3 separate regions of the Homo sapiens genome follow, and regions 1 and 3 are each linked to region 2. A link is a loop called in an ENCODE intact Hi-C map of the cell type or tissue named here. Cell type or tissue: HCT116. All regions are shown on one strand. Links, peaks and the distances in the headings refer to the core of each region. The heading gives the core; the rest is flanking DNA.

Evidence for each region. Peaks named below come from ENCODE experiments on the same cell type or tissue, not always from the same donor. Only the 100,000 strongest peaks of a DNase experiment are listed, where the experiment ranks them.
Region 1: it touches region 2 in a loop (19-fold over the local background); 67 of 110 quality-filtered maps call a loop at or near these places.
Region 3: a loop joins it to region 2, with 16 times the contacts of the local background. A loop is called at or near these places in 5 of 110 quality-filtered maps.

The regions. Positions count from the first base shown.
Region 1 is chr17:75,199,694-75,203,722 of GRCh38, forward strand. No RefSeq gene overlaps it. Among named protein-coding and RNA genes, the nearest start is that of NUP85, 4.0 kb to the right of the region's middle. In HCT116, for the core only: a CTCF peak has its summit at 2,206 (motif pointing left); a DNase peak (open chromatin) is centred at 2,208; H3K4me3 peaks cover 142 bases; H3K27ac peaks cover 185 bases.
Region 2 is chr17:74,959,172-74,966,640 of GRCh38, forward strand. It overlaps HID1 (HID1 domain containing), which reads right to left. Exons shown (of 19, transcript NM_030630.3): 2 at 5,312-5,461; 3 at 4,569-4,739; 4 at 3,794-3,910; 5 at 3,063-3,169; 6 at 2,702-2,818; 7 at 855-1,077; 8 at 710-766. Among named protein-coding and RNA genes, the nearest start is that of HID1-AS1, 7.8 kb to the right of the region's middle. RefSeq lists enhancers at 1,267-1,336, 1,347-1,616, 4,128-4,628 and silencers at 1,543-1,837, 5,693-5,851. In HCT116, for the core only: CTCF peaks have their summits at 1,690 (motif pointing left) and 2,594 (motif pointing right); DNase peaks (open chromatin) are centred at 1,819 and 2,600; H3K27ac peaks cover 474 bases.
Region 3 is chr17:75,236,958-75,240,986 of GRCh38, forward strand. GGA3 (golgi associated, gamma adaptin ear containing, ARF binding protein 3) reads right to left here. Exons shown (of 17, transcript NM_138619.4): 11 at 3,855-4,029; 12 at 3,385-3,455; 13 at 2,832-3,151; 14 at 2,418-2,614; 15 at 1,957-2,126; 16 at 1,695-1,805; 17 at 1-1,432. The coding sequence ends at 1,322. Among named protein-coding and RNA genes, the nearest start is that of GGA3, 23 kb to the right of the region's middle. RefSeq lists a silencer at 3,691-3,985. In HCT116, for the core only: CTCF peaks have their summits at 1,883 (motif pointing left), 2,094 and 3,862 (motif pointing right); DNase peaks (open chromatin) are centred at 1,904, 3,563 and 3,864; H3K27ac peaks cover 1,236 bases.

The DNA of each region.
Region 1 (4,029 bases), core at 30-4,029, 240 kb after region 2:
TGAAACAGGGTCTCACTTTGTCATCGGAGTGCCAGGATCTCGGCTGACTGCAACCTCTGCCTCTTGAGCTCAAGCGATCACCCCAACCTCAGCCTCCTGGGTAGCTGGAACTATAGCATGTGCTACCACACCTGGATAATTTTGCTGTTTTCTATAGTGATGAGGTCTCATTATATATATACAGTCCTTCTAATACGTCAGTTGGGATATTGAATGCAGGGAAATAGTGTCACATTTCACAATATTATACATTCACTGAATACTGACATACACAATACTTTATATTCACTGCCTATTGATATACATATTGTACAAACATAACTTAAGAGAACAGTCCTGTAAGCTTTTTGTGTGCAGGTATCATTGCCTTTCATCTTTGTAGTCTCAGCAAATAGCAAAGTCCTGAGAGCCAGTAATCAATAAGTGTTCATTGACTTATTGATGCAGCAATAACTTTGTGTAGTACTTTTCTTTTTTTTGAGACAAGAGTCTAGTGACTCTGTCACCCAGGCTAGAGTGCAGTGGCACCATCTTGTCTCACTGCAACCTCCGCCTCCCAGGTTCAAGTGATTCTCCTGCCTCAGCCTCTCTAGTAGCTGAGATTACAGGCACCTGCCACCACATCAAGCTAATTTTTTGTATTTTTAGTAGAGACAGGGTTTTACCATGTAGGCCAGCTGGTCTCAAACTCCTGACCTCGAGTGATCTGCCCGCCTTGGCCTCCCAAAGTTCTGGCATTACAGGTGTGAGCCACCGCACCCAGCCAGTACTTTTTATGAGAAGGCCAAAAATGCTTAAACAGGGTCTCCCAAATGCCTGTCAGTTACACAGCTTCAACACTGATATGACAATTTCAAGTTCTAGGCCGATTAATGCTCAAATCCTACCTCTCTGTACATTAGTGGATTCACATAGGGCACTGAAATGAGGCCCAATGACTTGAAGCTGTTTGTTTCATAAAATGAACAGAAACAATATGAATAAAGCTATATTTTGCAGATTTGTGTGAATATAGATATTATCTGTACTCTTCTATCTTCTCTCAATAATTGATTACATACACTCTATCCAGGAGTATGAGGCTGCAGTGAACTATGATTGAGCCACTGAACTCCATCCTGGGCAGCAGAGCAAGTCTCTGTCTCTAAATAGGCCAGGCAAGGTGGTTCTTGACTGTAACCCTAGCACTTTGGGAGGCCAAGGTTGGAGAATCGATTGAGGGCAGGAGTTAGAGATCACCCTGGGCAACATAATGAGATCTTGTCTCTACAGCATTTTTTGTTGTTGTTGTTGTTTGTTTGTTTGTTTTTTGAGACAGAGTCTCCCTCTGTCGCCTAAGCTGGAGTGCAGTGGCATGACCTCGGCTTATTGCAACCTCCACCTCTCAGGTTCAAGTGATTCTCTTGCCTCAGCCTCCTGAGTAGCTGGGACTATAGGTGTGCGCCACCACGCCTGGCTAATTTTTGTAGTTTTCATAGAGACTGGGTTTCTCCACGTTGGTCAGGCTGGTCTTGAACTCCCGATCTCAGGTGATCTGTCCGCCTCAGCCTCCCAAAGTGCTGGGATTACAGGTGTGAGCCACCGTGCCTGGCATTTTTTTTTTTTTTTGAAATGGAGTCGTGCTCTGCCGCCCAGGCTGGAGTGCAGTGGCATGATCTCAGCTCACTGCAACCTTTGCCTCCCGGGTTCAAGCGATTCTCCTGCCTCAGCCTCCTGAGTAGCTGGGACTACAGGCATGGGTCACCATGCCTGGCTATTTTTTGTATTTTTAGTAGAGACAGGGTTTCACCATATTGGTCACGCTGGTCTTGAACTCCTTACCTCAGGTGATCTGCCAGCCTTGGCTTCCCAAAGTGCTGGGATTACAAGCATGAGCCACCGTGCCCAGCCCCAAATAACCTTTTAATAAGAATTCTGCATAAAAATTATTTGTGAGGCACTTCTTTTATTCATTTAAATCTCCTTTTTGGTGCTTATATAAAACACATCTCTCTTGATTATTTCTTGGAAGTGTAATTATGAGGACAAAAAGATGAACATTTTCAAACTTTTTGAAATAATTTTTCATGTCCTGTCAGTCTTCATAGTTATTTTAAACAGGTGAGTAAAGTAACATCTCACTGATATAATTTATTTAGCTAACTTCTACGGTTGAACATATATACCAGCAGCTCTTAACAGAGGTGATTTTGCCCCCTAGAGGACACTGGGAATATATGCAGATATTTTCAGTTTTCACAATTGTGGGATGTTATTGGCATCTAGTGGGTAAAGGTCAGAAGTTGGAGTTCTTGTTCTTGGTGGGGTGTTGTTTTGTTTTGTTTTGTTTTGTTTTTTTGAGTTGGAGTTTTGCTCTTGTTGCCCAGGCTGGAGTGCAATGACGTGATCTCATCTCACCACAACCTCTGCCTCCTGGGTTCAAGCGATTCTCTTGCCTCAGTCTCCCTAGTAGCTGGGATTACAGGCGGATGCCATGAAGCCCAGCTGATTTTTGTATTTTTAGTAGAGACTGTGTTTCACCATGTTGGTCCAGGCTGGTTTCGAACTCCTGACCTCAGGTGATCTGCCCACCTCAGCCTCCCAAACTACTGGGATTACAGGTGTGAGCCACCGCACCCAGCCTGTTTTTTTGTTTTTGTTTTTTTTTTTTCTTTCTGAGACGGAGTCTCCCTCTGTCACCCAGGCTGGAATGCAATGGCATGGTTTTGGCTCACTGCAACCTCCGCCTCCCGGGTTCAAGTGATTCTCCTGCCTCAGCCTCCGGAGTAGCTGGGATTACGGGTGCCTGCCACCATGCCTAATTTTTGTAGTTTTAGTAGAGACGGGGTTTCACCATATTGGCCAGGCTGGTCTCGAACTGCTGACCTCGTGATCCGCCCACCTCGGCCTCCCAAAGTGCTGGGATAACAGGCGTGAGCCACTGCGCCTGGCCATATTGTTGCTTTTGAAACAGGGTCTTGCTGGAGTATAGTGCTATAACAATCGTAGTTCACTGCAGCCTTGACTTGAACTCCTGGGCTCAAGAAATCCTCTGGCCTCAGTCTCCTTCCTCTTGCTGTAGCTAGGGCTACAGGTATGTGCCACTAGTTCCAGCTAGAGTTTTTTTTTTTTTTTTTTTTTTTTTTTTTTTTTTTTTTTTTGAGAGGGAGTCTTACACTGTCGTCCGGGCTGGAGTGCAGTGGTATGATCTTGGCTCACTGCAACCTCCGCCTCCAGGGTTCAAACGATTCTCCTGCCTCAGCCTCAGTAGCTGGGACTACAGGCGCACAACCGCCATGACCAAATAATTTTTTGTATTTTAGTGGAGACGGGGTTTCATCTTGTTGCCCAGGCTGGTCTTGAACTCCTGAGCTCAGGTAATCCGCCCGCCTCGGCCTCCCGAAGTGTTGGGATTATAGGCGTGAGCCACCGCGCCCGGCCTTTTTTTATTTTTTATTTTTTGAGACAGCATCTTGCTCTTGCCCTGTTGCCCAGGCTGAGGCCAGAGATTTTGTTAAATAATGTACACTGTGCCCGGTTCAGGAGCATTAGTTTTATTAGGCTGCATGAAATGTATCCACTTAAGACTTTACCAGGCTGGGTGCGGTGGCTCATGCCTGTAACCCTAGCACTTTGGGAGTCTGAGGCGGGTGGATCACCTGAGGTCAGGCGTTCGAGTCCAGCCTGACCAATATGGCGAAACCCCGTCTCTACTAAAAAATAAAAAATTAGCCCGGCGTAGTGGCGTGTGCCTGTAGTCCCAGCTGCTCGGGAGGCTTAGGCAGCAGAATCGCTTGAACCCGGGAGACGGAGGTTGCAGTAAGCCGAGATCGTGCCACTCCACTCCAGCCTGGCGACAGAGCAAGACTCTGTCTCAAAAAGACAAAAAAAAAAAAAAAAAAAAAAAGACAAAGAAAAAAAAAAGAGAGAGAGAGCTTGTTAGATCTTAGTGCTATATTTCCTTGATTATTTTTATTTTAAGGCTGACAAAATGCCATTTAAGATAATAAAAGTAGTTAAATTGCCTGACCAAGAGCTAGATAACATTGA
Region 2 (7,469 bases), core at 120-4,119:
CCAGAGGGCCCAGATGCTATCACCCATAGCTGTCCTGGGGCGATGCCTCAGGAAGCGGAGTCCCTCATAGCTGTGGACAGCCCTGGCCCCTCCACTAGACTGCAGACTCTCTGTCCTTGGGCTGTGCGCCCCTTGAGCAAGGCTGCTGCTCTCAGTGAACTCCCACACATGCACACCCTCAACCTTGTCCCTGCCCACCTTGGACTCATGGTTGGCAGGTTCCATCCTTCTACCCCTCCCCAAAATACTCCCCCATCACCCCATCACAACTCGAGGAGCATTCCACTGTTCTGTCATTTACTGAGGCCTGCCACTAGCTGGGGTGAGAAGGCAGCTAGGGTCCTGTGTTTTAGCTGCAGAAGTTAGAACTCTGGGAGTTCAAGCACCTTCCCACCAAGATCACAAGACACATGAACTGGGACTGCTTGGCCTGAAGCCCTTGTCCACTGTCATTCCCCTTTTGTCCCCACCACCTCTGAAATGACATCAGCCACCTCCTCCTAGAGGCCTTCCCAGTTACCTCTACCCAGGTGAGGCCATCAGCCCTTCCTGCATCTTGAAACCCTCACAGTCCTGCCACTATTTCACCTAGGGTGGCCCCAGCCCACAGAGAGCATGGTTCCTTCATGGAGGGGTCAGGATCCCCCATATCCCTGTCTCACTTGCATCCCCCTGCACCCTGCAAAGCCACTGTGGGGACTGGACTTGCCTCCTCACGATGGATGCGGGACAGGTAGTTCACAAACAGGTTCTCAGGGCCTGGAGGCTGCCAAGAGGAGAAGCCCCTGGTGAGCAGGCGTCCTCCCCACAACCCGTGGCCCCGGCAGCTGTCCCTTCCATGCTCCCATCCTTACATCGGCATCATCCATGGCGGTGCCAGTGGTGGTGCCGTCCACAGTGGGGCTGGCACTGCTGGCACTGTCGTGGTCCAAAGTGACAATGAGCACCTGGGCAGCCTCCTCCACCAGGGGTTCCCGGTAGTCAGAGAAGAGCAGGTGGTTGTAGGGGATCCCGTAGCCCACAGGGTCATAGGCACACACGGTGTTGAGGAGGGAGGTGAAGAGGGGCAGGGCATGTCTGCAGCAGGAGAGGGACAAGGCTGCAGAGGCTGCACTGGGGCCCAGCCCCCTGGCCACACCTCTCTGGCCACGTGGGAAGGTCAGCCTCATTCAACAAGCATTTTAGCACCACGTCAGGGAGTGGCTTGGAAAGAGTGGGTGTGGGAAGCCCAGAGCCATGATTAGGACACATTCATACCCCTTAGGGTCTTAAGGGGCAGATACCCTCCCTTGGGTCCTCAGAGATGGGAATGGAGGCCTGTGGAGAAGGTGGGCTTCCCCTCAGGGAGCAGAGCCCACGCTCAGCCAACCAGCTCCCAAGCCACAGAATGACTCCACTCAGACTCAAGAGATGTCAGGGTTCAAGCTGCTCAGCTTACAGATGAGGAAGCTGAGACCCAGAGAGGTTAAGTGAGGGACAAAGGGTGGCAGTTTGCCTGATAAGGCTGGTGAGAAAGAAAACTCTGGCCAGCCTCGGACTGTGGCTGGTGGAGGGGGTCGCCTGGCTCCCTTCTCTTCTGGAGTAGGGTGGAAGGTTGAACAGAAGGCTAGGAAACCTGAAGAATAAGGCGTGTCATGTAGGGACCAGAGTCTGGAAGGCGGAGGTCGACCGCCACCTGCCGGGCACAGACCCTATGCAGCCAACACAGCTCCCAGTGGGAGCTACCTGCTCAAATACTCAACTCTGCCACGTGGCACGTGTGACACCCTCCCCCCACCCCGTGCTCACGTGTCCCCCACAGTCCATGAGTGCCCCATGTGGGCTGGGCCTCCCTGCCCTTCGAGGTATTTGTCACACACTCCCCGACCCGGTCTCTAAGCTGCAGAGTCCCACACAGCAGCCTCAAGCCACAAGGAGCTGTCGAGCCCTTGGAATGTGGCTGATCGGAACCAAGACAAATACACACTGGATTTTGAAAACTTAGTATGAAAAGGGGGATGTCAAACAGCTCAGTAATGTTGTATACTGATTCCATGTTAAATGCTAAAGTTTGGGGTATATTGGGTTATATGAAATATATTATTAATTATTGTATTTATTTATTTTTTTTTTTGGAAACAGAGTCTCACTCTGTCACCCAGGCTGGAGCGCAGTGGCGCAATCTCGGCTCACTGCAACCTCCGCCTCCCGGGTTCAAGCGATTCTCGTGCCTCAGCCTCCCGAGTAGCTGGGATTACAGGCACCCGCCACCAAGCCTGGCTAATTTTTGTATTTTTAGTAGAGATACGGTTTCACCATGTTGGCCAGGCTGGTCTGAAACTCCTGACCTCAGGTAATCTGCCCACGTTGGCCTCCCAAAGTGCTGGGATTACAGGTGTGAGCCACCGCGCCTGGCCCAATTTTACTTTTTAACTTTTTTAATTTTAAAATTGCACTCGTGGTTTGCATTCTATTTCTACTGGACAGGCGGCTCTTGATGGAGGACCCAGGGACGGATTACTGAGGGGCCCCCAGATTCTGTCCTGTCGAGGACTCCAAGGAGAGACGGGGCTAGTGTGAGGTGTGGCTGGTAAGTTAAAGTTCATCACCACCAGGGGGCAGCACCTCCCCTCAAACGAGACCCAGAGCTGGCGAATGGACTCAGCTCTGGATTGCCTGGAATAAGAGGGAAGAGAGCGCAGAAAGGCCAAGGGCCCTTCACCTGTTCTCCGTGGAACAAAAGAACTGAACCCATGGGTTGGTGCTGCCACTTTCCGGAGCTGGGGGCAGGTACATGGCCTCGGAGAAGCATGTCAGCAGCAGTTTCAGCAGCTCCATCCTTGTAGGAGGAAGGGGGAGGGCACCTTAGGATCCCAGTCCCCTCTTGGAGGTTCTGCCCACCCAGCCCAGCGCCCCAGCCCAGGTCCATGGAAGGAAGTTACTCCCGTTGACCCCTGTAAGGTCAAGGTCGGGTCATAGGTGAGGACGGTCTTCTGGGAAGACCCCATGGGCTTTCTGAGCTGTGCGGGGGCCCGGCCCGGGGTCCAGCTGCATTGAGGGCTCCGGGCCTGGGCGAAGCTCACCGGTTCATATCGTGGATGTAGTTAGGCTGGGGGGAGTGAGCGAAGCCCACACCAGCCTCCCAGATGTATTCACAGCTGTCCAGGGAGTGGACGTCCTCTGCCGAGTCCTGGGGACAGGCCAGGAAGAAGCCGGGTTAGGGGGTCGAGAGGTGAACAGCAGCCTGGGTCAGAACCTGGCCACCTCGAGCCTCACACAGTCCCAGGGGCAGAGACCGCCAGTTCTCCTAAAGACAGGTCCTCAAAATGGCCTGGCCCTCATGCACAAGAGCAGGAGTGAATATTCTTAGGCCTCTTGAAAGCTCATTTTTCTTCCATCTCAGACTGGTTCTTTCACTTGCTCAGTCCAGTTTGGGACAGGGAGAAAGGGAGGGAGGGGCAGGGGATTGGGTGCCCCGGGTTTGGGGGTGGGCAGAGAAGACTCAAGGTGAAGTCCATGCCACCACAGGAAGCAAGAGGGCCAGCCCTCCTGTGTCTGAGCCCCACACCCCTGGGCAAGCAAAGACAATGGGTGTCTGTGCCCAGCCATCCGAACGCAGCGGGCAGGGCCAGCCCCAGCTGGCTTCCCTCAGCTGTACCAGCTGCCACCCAGGCCTACATGTGCCAGGCAGCTCAGCTCTCCTGGAGCCCCCCGGCCCCCAGTGCAATCCGCCCAAGGGAACTTCAACTGGCCCGGCCCCAACCCAGGACCAGAGCCTACTCCGCCTGGGGGTGGGGGGCTGGGGGACACTCACCACAGTGCTCCTCCGGTGGCTCTGAACCGTGAAGTCCGGGCAGAAGAGCAGGTCAGCAATGGCCAGGAGCAGGGACTCGGCCAGGGGCCTGGCATGCTCATCATCCTCTTCTCCCTGCTGGGGACACAGCACCCACAGGCTGCCTCAGTGATAGCTGGCCAGGAAGAGGTGGCCCAGGGCTTGGGGGTGGTGGAGGACAGGGGCTGAGCCCAGGCGGGCACCCATGGGCAGAGGAATGAAGGGACAGGAAGTGGACTCCTGGTTGCCCCAAACCTCCCAAGGCAGAAGTGGGGCACAGCAGGGAGCCGGGCCGGGAACAGCGAGGGAACCTCCCCTACTGACTGGAGGGGGCCGGGCGGTGACCCCAACATCAAGAGTCTCAGCCCTGCTAGGAATCACTGTGTTGCATCCCTCAGCACCTCACCTGGACATAAACCCAGGGCAGGTGGTGTGGGGGAGAGAGGACAGTGTGGTCCCTCTCCGGCCCTCAGAGGGCCCAGCTCCTCTGCCTCCACCTCTGCCCAGTGACCCCTGGCTCTCAGCTTCTCTCCATACCCTACTTCCTCCAGACTGTGGGCACAGAAACCCCCATGGGAGGGGAACTGAGGGCCCAAGGAGGTGGCATTGAACACCATCCCTCAGCAGCACCCACTGGCCCCACCCCTGTACTTCCCAAATCCCAGAAGAGGCTTGGAGGAGCATGGCCGGCCCTAAAGGGCGCTCTCCCTGTGACGCCAACTCTGCCTCCCACCCAGCCCTGGCCAGGCCCACAGACCCCTCCTCGCCCTGCCCCGGGCACTGTGGACCAGAAGAAGCCCCTCCAGTCGGGGTCCTCAAAGATGTAGGGCAGCACGCGGGTGAGCAGCCGGCTGCAGTTCAGGACGATCTGCTTCTCCTTCTCCGAGTGGCAGCCACTCTCAGCTCCCTGCACCAGCTTCTCAACGGCCTGTGGGGGCAGGCAGGAGCAGAGGGCAGGCTGGAAGGTGGGGAAAGGACCCTGGCACTTGGGGTCAGGGTGGGCACCCAGGCTGCAGAGGAGGGTCAGGGGGGGCACCCAGGCTGCAGAGGAGAGACAGTGGGGCCACAGGCAGAGGAGCCACCTGGAGTTGGGGTCGGCCAGCCTTGGGGGACTGGGACACAGGCCAGAGCAGCTTGGAGCATCAGGACAGCCAGGGCCCAGCTAGCCACTGGATGGCTGAGGCCTTGCTAAGTGAGTCTCCCAGCCTCAGTTTCCCTATCTGTAAACTGGCGACCCTGGCAGTACCCACCCCACAGAGGGAGCTAAATGAACTGATCTGTGGAAGGTGCTCAGTCAGATGTGGCCTGGAGGACTCCCCCATAAATGACGGCTGCCGTGGTCCCAACGCCCAGCAAAGAGAACCACAGAGAAGTGGAAGAGCTGAGTGAGGCCACAGGGCTGCCTGCCCCTGTGGGGCGGGAGGCCCTGGATGCGCCTGCCTTCTCCTGCTGTGGGCTGGGAGGGTGGAAGAGTAGCAGGAGGGACTGGGCAGCCCTCACCTTGTAGCACAGGGTGGCCAAGTTGGAGGGTGACTCTTCCCGCACGGCCCGGATCTCTGCTGCCGGCACCAGTGCAAACACATCCTGCACCGAGGTGGCTGTGTCTGCCCAGAACTGGTCCCAAAAGGCATCATCGGTGGCTTCCACGGGCTGTGGGGGGACCAAGGGTCCAGAGTTACACAACTCCTGGCCAGAGGGCCTACACTTTGCCCAACTTGTGGCCAGGAGAGACCCTGAGAGGGAAGCCAGAGTCCCCCTACCTGCTGGGGTCCCAGAGCCATCCCACATGGGTGGGGGACATACTTCAGCCACCACAACCCCTGGACAGCACAGTCAGGCTGGAGACACCAGGCATGCATGGTCAGGGGTCAGCTAGGCACAGAGTCAGCCAAAGCCCAACGCCACCCCTGAGGAGGTGTGTGACCCTGGTTAAGTCACCATCCTCCCCTGGCAAAGCAGGCTGACCTCCCCACCTGGGCACAGCCCCAGGCCACACCATTAGGTCAAATGCTCAGGGATCCAGGTCAAGACCATGCCCTCTCTCCATGGGAAGAAGACAAAGGTGACTTGTACTCCGTTTCCAGTCACCCAGGATGCCCGCCACAGGCCTCCGGCTCTGCCCTCTCACAGCACACCCAAAACAGCTGCCACATCTGGTGAATTCACCTCTGTGGCTCTCTGACCCCAACACGCCCCTCTCAGCGCCCACCTCCAGCGCTGCAGCTCAGGCTGCCCTTGCCAGGGCTGCCAACTTCAAATCCACCTCTTTCAACCCTGCCTCTATGCTGCTGCCAACGCATGCACCGAGGTGGCATCCTGCATGCACCACGGCACCGCTGCCACAGGCACTGCTTCCTCACCCAGAGCCCTTCAGGGGCTCCCCACTGCCTGCTGGGACAAGTCCAAACCTCAGCCCAGCACTCAGCCAAGATCTCACAGAAACATGCCTTACACACGTGCACACAGACACACATGCGTACACACGTGTCATACACACATACACCTGCATTTACTACTCCAGGACTCCACCCTGCCATCTCTTCTCTTGACCTTCACCCAAGCTGTTCTCTCTTCCCCCTTCCCCTTTTCCCCACAACAATGCATTCCAAAATCCATTCCCACGGAGGCAACAGGCCTTAAAAACACACATGCCCAGCCAGGCACAGTGGCTCATGCCTGTAATCCCAGCACTTTGGGAGGCTGAGGTGGGTGGATCACCTGATCAGGAGTTCGAGACCAGCCTGGCCAACATGGTGAAACTCTGTCTCTACTAAAAATACAAAAATTAGCCAGGCGTGGTGGCAGGCGCCTGTAATCCCAGCTACTCGGGAAGCTGAGGCTGGAGAATCACTTGAACCCAGGAGGCAGAGGTTGCAGTGAGCCAAGATCATGCCACTGCACTCCAGCCTGGGCAACAAGAGCAAAACCCCATCTCAAAAAAAAAAAAGTACACAAGATATAAAACTTCGTCTAGGATGCTCACAATTCATGTTAAATTATACATGAATAAAAGACTAGAAGAGGCTGGGTGAGGTGGCTCACGCCTGTAATCCCAACACTTTGGGAGACTGAGGCGGGTGGATCACAAGGTCAGGAGTTCAAGACCAGCCTGGCCAAGATGGTGAAACCCCGTCTCTACTAAAAACACTAAAATTAGCTGGGCATGGTGACGGGTGCCTGTAATCCCAGCTACTCAGGAGGCTGAGGCAGAGAATTGCTTGAACCCAGGAGGCAGAGGTCGCAGTGAGCCGAGATCGCGCCACTGCATTCCAGCCTGGGTGACAGAGCAAGACTCTGTCTCAAAAAAAAAAAAAAAAAAAAAAAGACTAGAAGAAAATGAACCAGAATGTTAGTAGCAACTCTCTCTCTGGGTGGTTTTATATTTTTCTTTATGTTTTTCTGTAAGAGCACATGTTACTATTTTTTTCCTTTTGAATGTTCATCTGTTAAGGGACCAGAGTGTCCAAGGCACGCGCACCTCCTCGGGCCCATCCCTTTATGGCTCCTTCTGAGTGTCACTTCCTGCAAGACACCTTCCTGCTTTCTCCAACACAGCTTTTTTCCTTCTCTGAAATCCTACAGCCAATAAAACCTGAGGTCCCTGCTACCACCACAAGCCTGCACTTCATACATGTTACTCTTATCATCAGAAAAAAAT
Region 3 (4,029 bases), core at 30-4,029, 280 kb after region 2:
GGGGCAGGGAGGAACCAGGGAACATGGTCTGTGCCACCTTCCTTTCCCCAGAGATGTCCGATTGCTGAGCTTGTTCACCTGGGCTCCGCAAGCTTCCCCCGTGTCTATGGCAGCTGGTGATTTTTTTTTTGTGACGGAGGCTTGGAGTACATGTCCCAGGATCACATCCAGCAGCTAGAGTGGCTGGGACAAGCTGGCGGGGGCCAAGCACTGTTGAAGCAATAGGGTCTGGTGACTCAGCTCAAGTGTGGCCCGATCTCATCACCTCCAGACCCAACATCTCGCTGACAGTGCCCCTCAGTAGCTGGGGAACAGTTGAGGTTTCTGGGCAGCACATTAGGACATATGTCTAGTGTAACATTTGTGATCCTGAGGCCTCCTGTGTCCAGCCACAGGTGCCACACCACATGCCATCTGGTGAGAGGAGAGGGAGGCCAAAGCAGTAGGATGTAGAGTGGCGGTAGATTCCAAGGGGAGGATAGCAGTTTATTTCATGCCAAGCAAGAGGTAGTCAGTAGGATGGCCTGTCCCCACGGCTGGAGGCACGCTTTTCCCAGAAAGCTGAGTACCTGCTTCTGGAGAAGGGGAAATACTGGCTCTCTTCATTTTCCTTCCTATCCCTAGTTGGGCCTGTCATGAGGCCAAATTCCATGTCCTGCCAAGATGTCCATAGGACACAGCCTGCCACTGCCAGGGACAAGCACACAACTCATCACTCCGTGGCCATTCCAGGACGATGCTGTCCACCAGAGGCAGGGCTGGGGACTTTGCAGTATGCCAGTTCCTTATTCTGGGCCAGGCACCTTCCTGGGCCACCTCCCTGGGGATGGCAGCAGGAGCTGGTTGGCGGGGGAAGCATGGAATTGCAACAGGGCTGCAGCCCCTTGGGCCGTGCATCTGTCAGGTGTGAGGATGTGGCTCTTGTGGGGAATGACCCATGACAGTCTCTCTTTAGAGACTCCCACCCCCCACCCCCCACCCCAGTGGCTTCAGTGAATGCCAGTAGAAGGAAGCAAACACCTACGCCAAGCCTGGGGGTCCATGTTCCCGGGACAGCAGTGAAGTCAGGGGCCACTCCGCACCCCTGACAGCATATGGCCACTTCAAGTCACACAGGTAGATAAAAACAGGTCCTTTTAGGGGCCAAAGGAGAGGTTATCACAGCAGCAGTTTGGTTCTCAGCAGAAATGCCCAGGGCCCCTGTTCCACATCAAAGCTACAAGCACTGTTGTCAGGGCATGGAGAGTGACGGGACCAGAGCCCTCCTCGTCTCAGGGCAGCCTGCCTGGCTTCAAGGTGGAGATCACAGCGTCCTCTGGGGTCATAGGTTCCCCCACTGTTCCACAGGAGGGAACTGGTCCACCTCGCCCACCTCTGTGCTCAGCTGCTCCCCCAGGGCGAAGGTCAGCTTATACCGAAGCCGCACCTTCTCCTGTGACAGAGGGCAGCAAGTGAGATCCAGCCCAGGCGGCCCCTTGGCAGGACGCCCTCTATTCTGCTACCCTCTCTGTGCTAGAGGAATGGTCCCTTTTCCCCGCAACCCCCAACCATGCTCAGACACTTAACCTAAGGCAGCAAAGGGATGTGTCAATCCTACAGTCAAAACACTTCCAGCTGGGAGGTGGTGGGCCTGACGTCCTAATCTGGGGCAGCTGGGGCCTCAGGCTGGGACCCCTGGGTTCTTTGCTGCTCACCTTCAGTGGATTGGCCAGCAACATGACCTGGGTGATGGCTGCAGGTGGCTGGATGGGGCTAAATGGAGAGAGTTCTGTCCCAGAAGGTGGCTGCAACTTCACTTTCATTGACTAAAGAGAGAGAAACTCCTTTGAAGAGAACTGGTAGGTGCCCCCAGATGGAACCTGCAGTGCACACACACACTGCCACCTGCTGGCTGCAAAGGCCTCTACACAACAGGGTCAAGATAAGGCCGTTTTGGCCCCAGGGAGACACTGGTACCTTGGGCACTGCAGCCTGCAGCACGATGCTCTTGACAGGTAAGGGAGCCGTGTTCAGCATGGACACCACCACCACCAGCACGTCAGGTCGTCCTGGGGGACACTCCTTGGCAAAGTGGAAGAGGATGCGGAAGCCGTTTTTATCGTAGGCTGTCACAGGAAGGGCACTGCCTGTAAGAACGTGACGTGAGTGTGGGAGGAGCAGCACCAGAGACACCCAACAGAGCCCCGGCGGTGAGGAGAAAAGGGCTACTCCGTGGTCATGATGAGTCCAGTGCTTCCTAACGGAATCTGGGAGAGGCGCTCAGTGAGGAGCTTAAGACTGAGAATGCAGGCAGGGAGGCCTGCCTGGCTTTAAGGGACCCCCTGCAAAGAGTGCCTGGATCCATCCCTGTCGCATGTCCTACAGCTCCGTGGCTATAGGCCCCACCGCCCCACCCACCTCAATCCTCCAACACCTACTAGGCTTGATCGATTCCAGGGGCACGTGGATGCTGGCCAGGGAGAGCTCAGGCCCCTTCGGGGGGCTGCCCTGGGACTGGAAACTCAGTGGCTGGAAGAGCGGGCTGCCGGGCCCCGTGGAGAAGGGCAGGAGGGGCCTGGCTGGGGTGGTGGTGGGGATGAGAGGGGAGGTAGTGGGTTTCACCAAGCCCGAGGTCCTGGGAGGTGGGAAGGATGGAAAGCACGTCAGAGAGCCAGCCAGAGCTGCAGGACTCTCACCCAAGGCCCCTGACCATGCTCTTACCCAGGCCCACCCCTTGCCTTCCAGCCTGACTGATGGGACTACAAGGCACCCCCACCCCTTCAAAGTTAGCTCTGGTTCTGACACATTCAGGCCCAACCCTCAGCAACCCCACATCTCCTCCCACTCATTACACTTTGGCCTCTTCTAGAAGCTGATCGAGGGCATCCAGGTGGTGCAGCGCGCTGTTGCCCAACGCCAAGCCATGGTGCCCAGGGACTGCGGGCTCAACTTTTGGGGCCAAGGCTGGGGCCACTCCAGTAGAAAACAAGGAGGAGCCCGCACTGGGGGCAGGAACACTGGCTGGGACCACAGGAGCTGGGAAGGGAGGCGGCAGTGGAGCTTGGGAGCTGCTTGAGGAGGGGGCTGAGGGCTGGAGCAGAGGAGCATCGGAGGCGCCACAGGCAGCGGTCCCCGGCCTGGGGCTGAAGAAGTCCAGGTCGGACTGTTCCCTCTATGAACAACAGAAAGGGTGGTGAGCCGAGGGCGGGTGGGGAGGGCCTGCCGCTGGAACGGGGCGCAGCCCTCCAAGGACTGCACGGAAGACAGCCCCGGAGGCACTCATTGTTCCCCGCTGCAGCTGGCACGCTCTGGAGGGAAGGACAGCTAACTGCAGCCCAGGAGACATGACGCTGGAAAGTGGAGGTCCTTGGCACAGTAGTGCTGTCACCGATCCTGTGCCCCTACCTGGAGCAGGTGCCACTGGCTGTTCCCAGCTGACTCTTTGGGAGGAACATTAGGGGCTGGGTCGGCGAGGCCTGACAATAGAGAAGAAAACAGGATGAGAAGAGGCTCTGAGCTAGGCAGCCCTAGCCCCGCCTTGCCTGAGGAGGGGTCAGGTGACAAGTGACATCAATGGGTGAAGGCGCCGGGAGAAGCTGTTCTGCAGGCAGCCTCCAGAGGGGAATGGAGCGCTCCAGTCCATGATGCAGAAGCGGGGGGCCTGTGGGGCGGGGTGCAGGGCAGGAGGCAGAGTCCACCGGGAGGATGGCCCTGGGGCCCTCAGGGTCGCTGAACTTCACTGAGTACCTCCAACTCAGGGTTCTTTGCCCACCCCAACAGTCACACTGGGGCCCCGCTCAGGGCTCCTAATTCCACACACCCTTCCTCCCAGAGCCCTGTCAGGGGATGCCCCTGACGCCCCCTGTGGGCCGCACCCAAGCAGAGTAGCTCCTCGTCCAGCCAGGAGAGGGCGTTGCTTGTGCTGCTGGGCCCCAGGGTGGCCTCGGCCTGGCTAGAGGAGCGGCTCCGTGGAGGTCCTGAGGCCTGGGGTGGTGGAGGGAGGATTGGGATGCCTGAGGAGGGTGGAGTAGGTGCTGGGGCCAACACGGA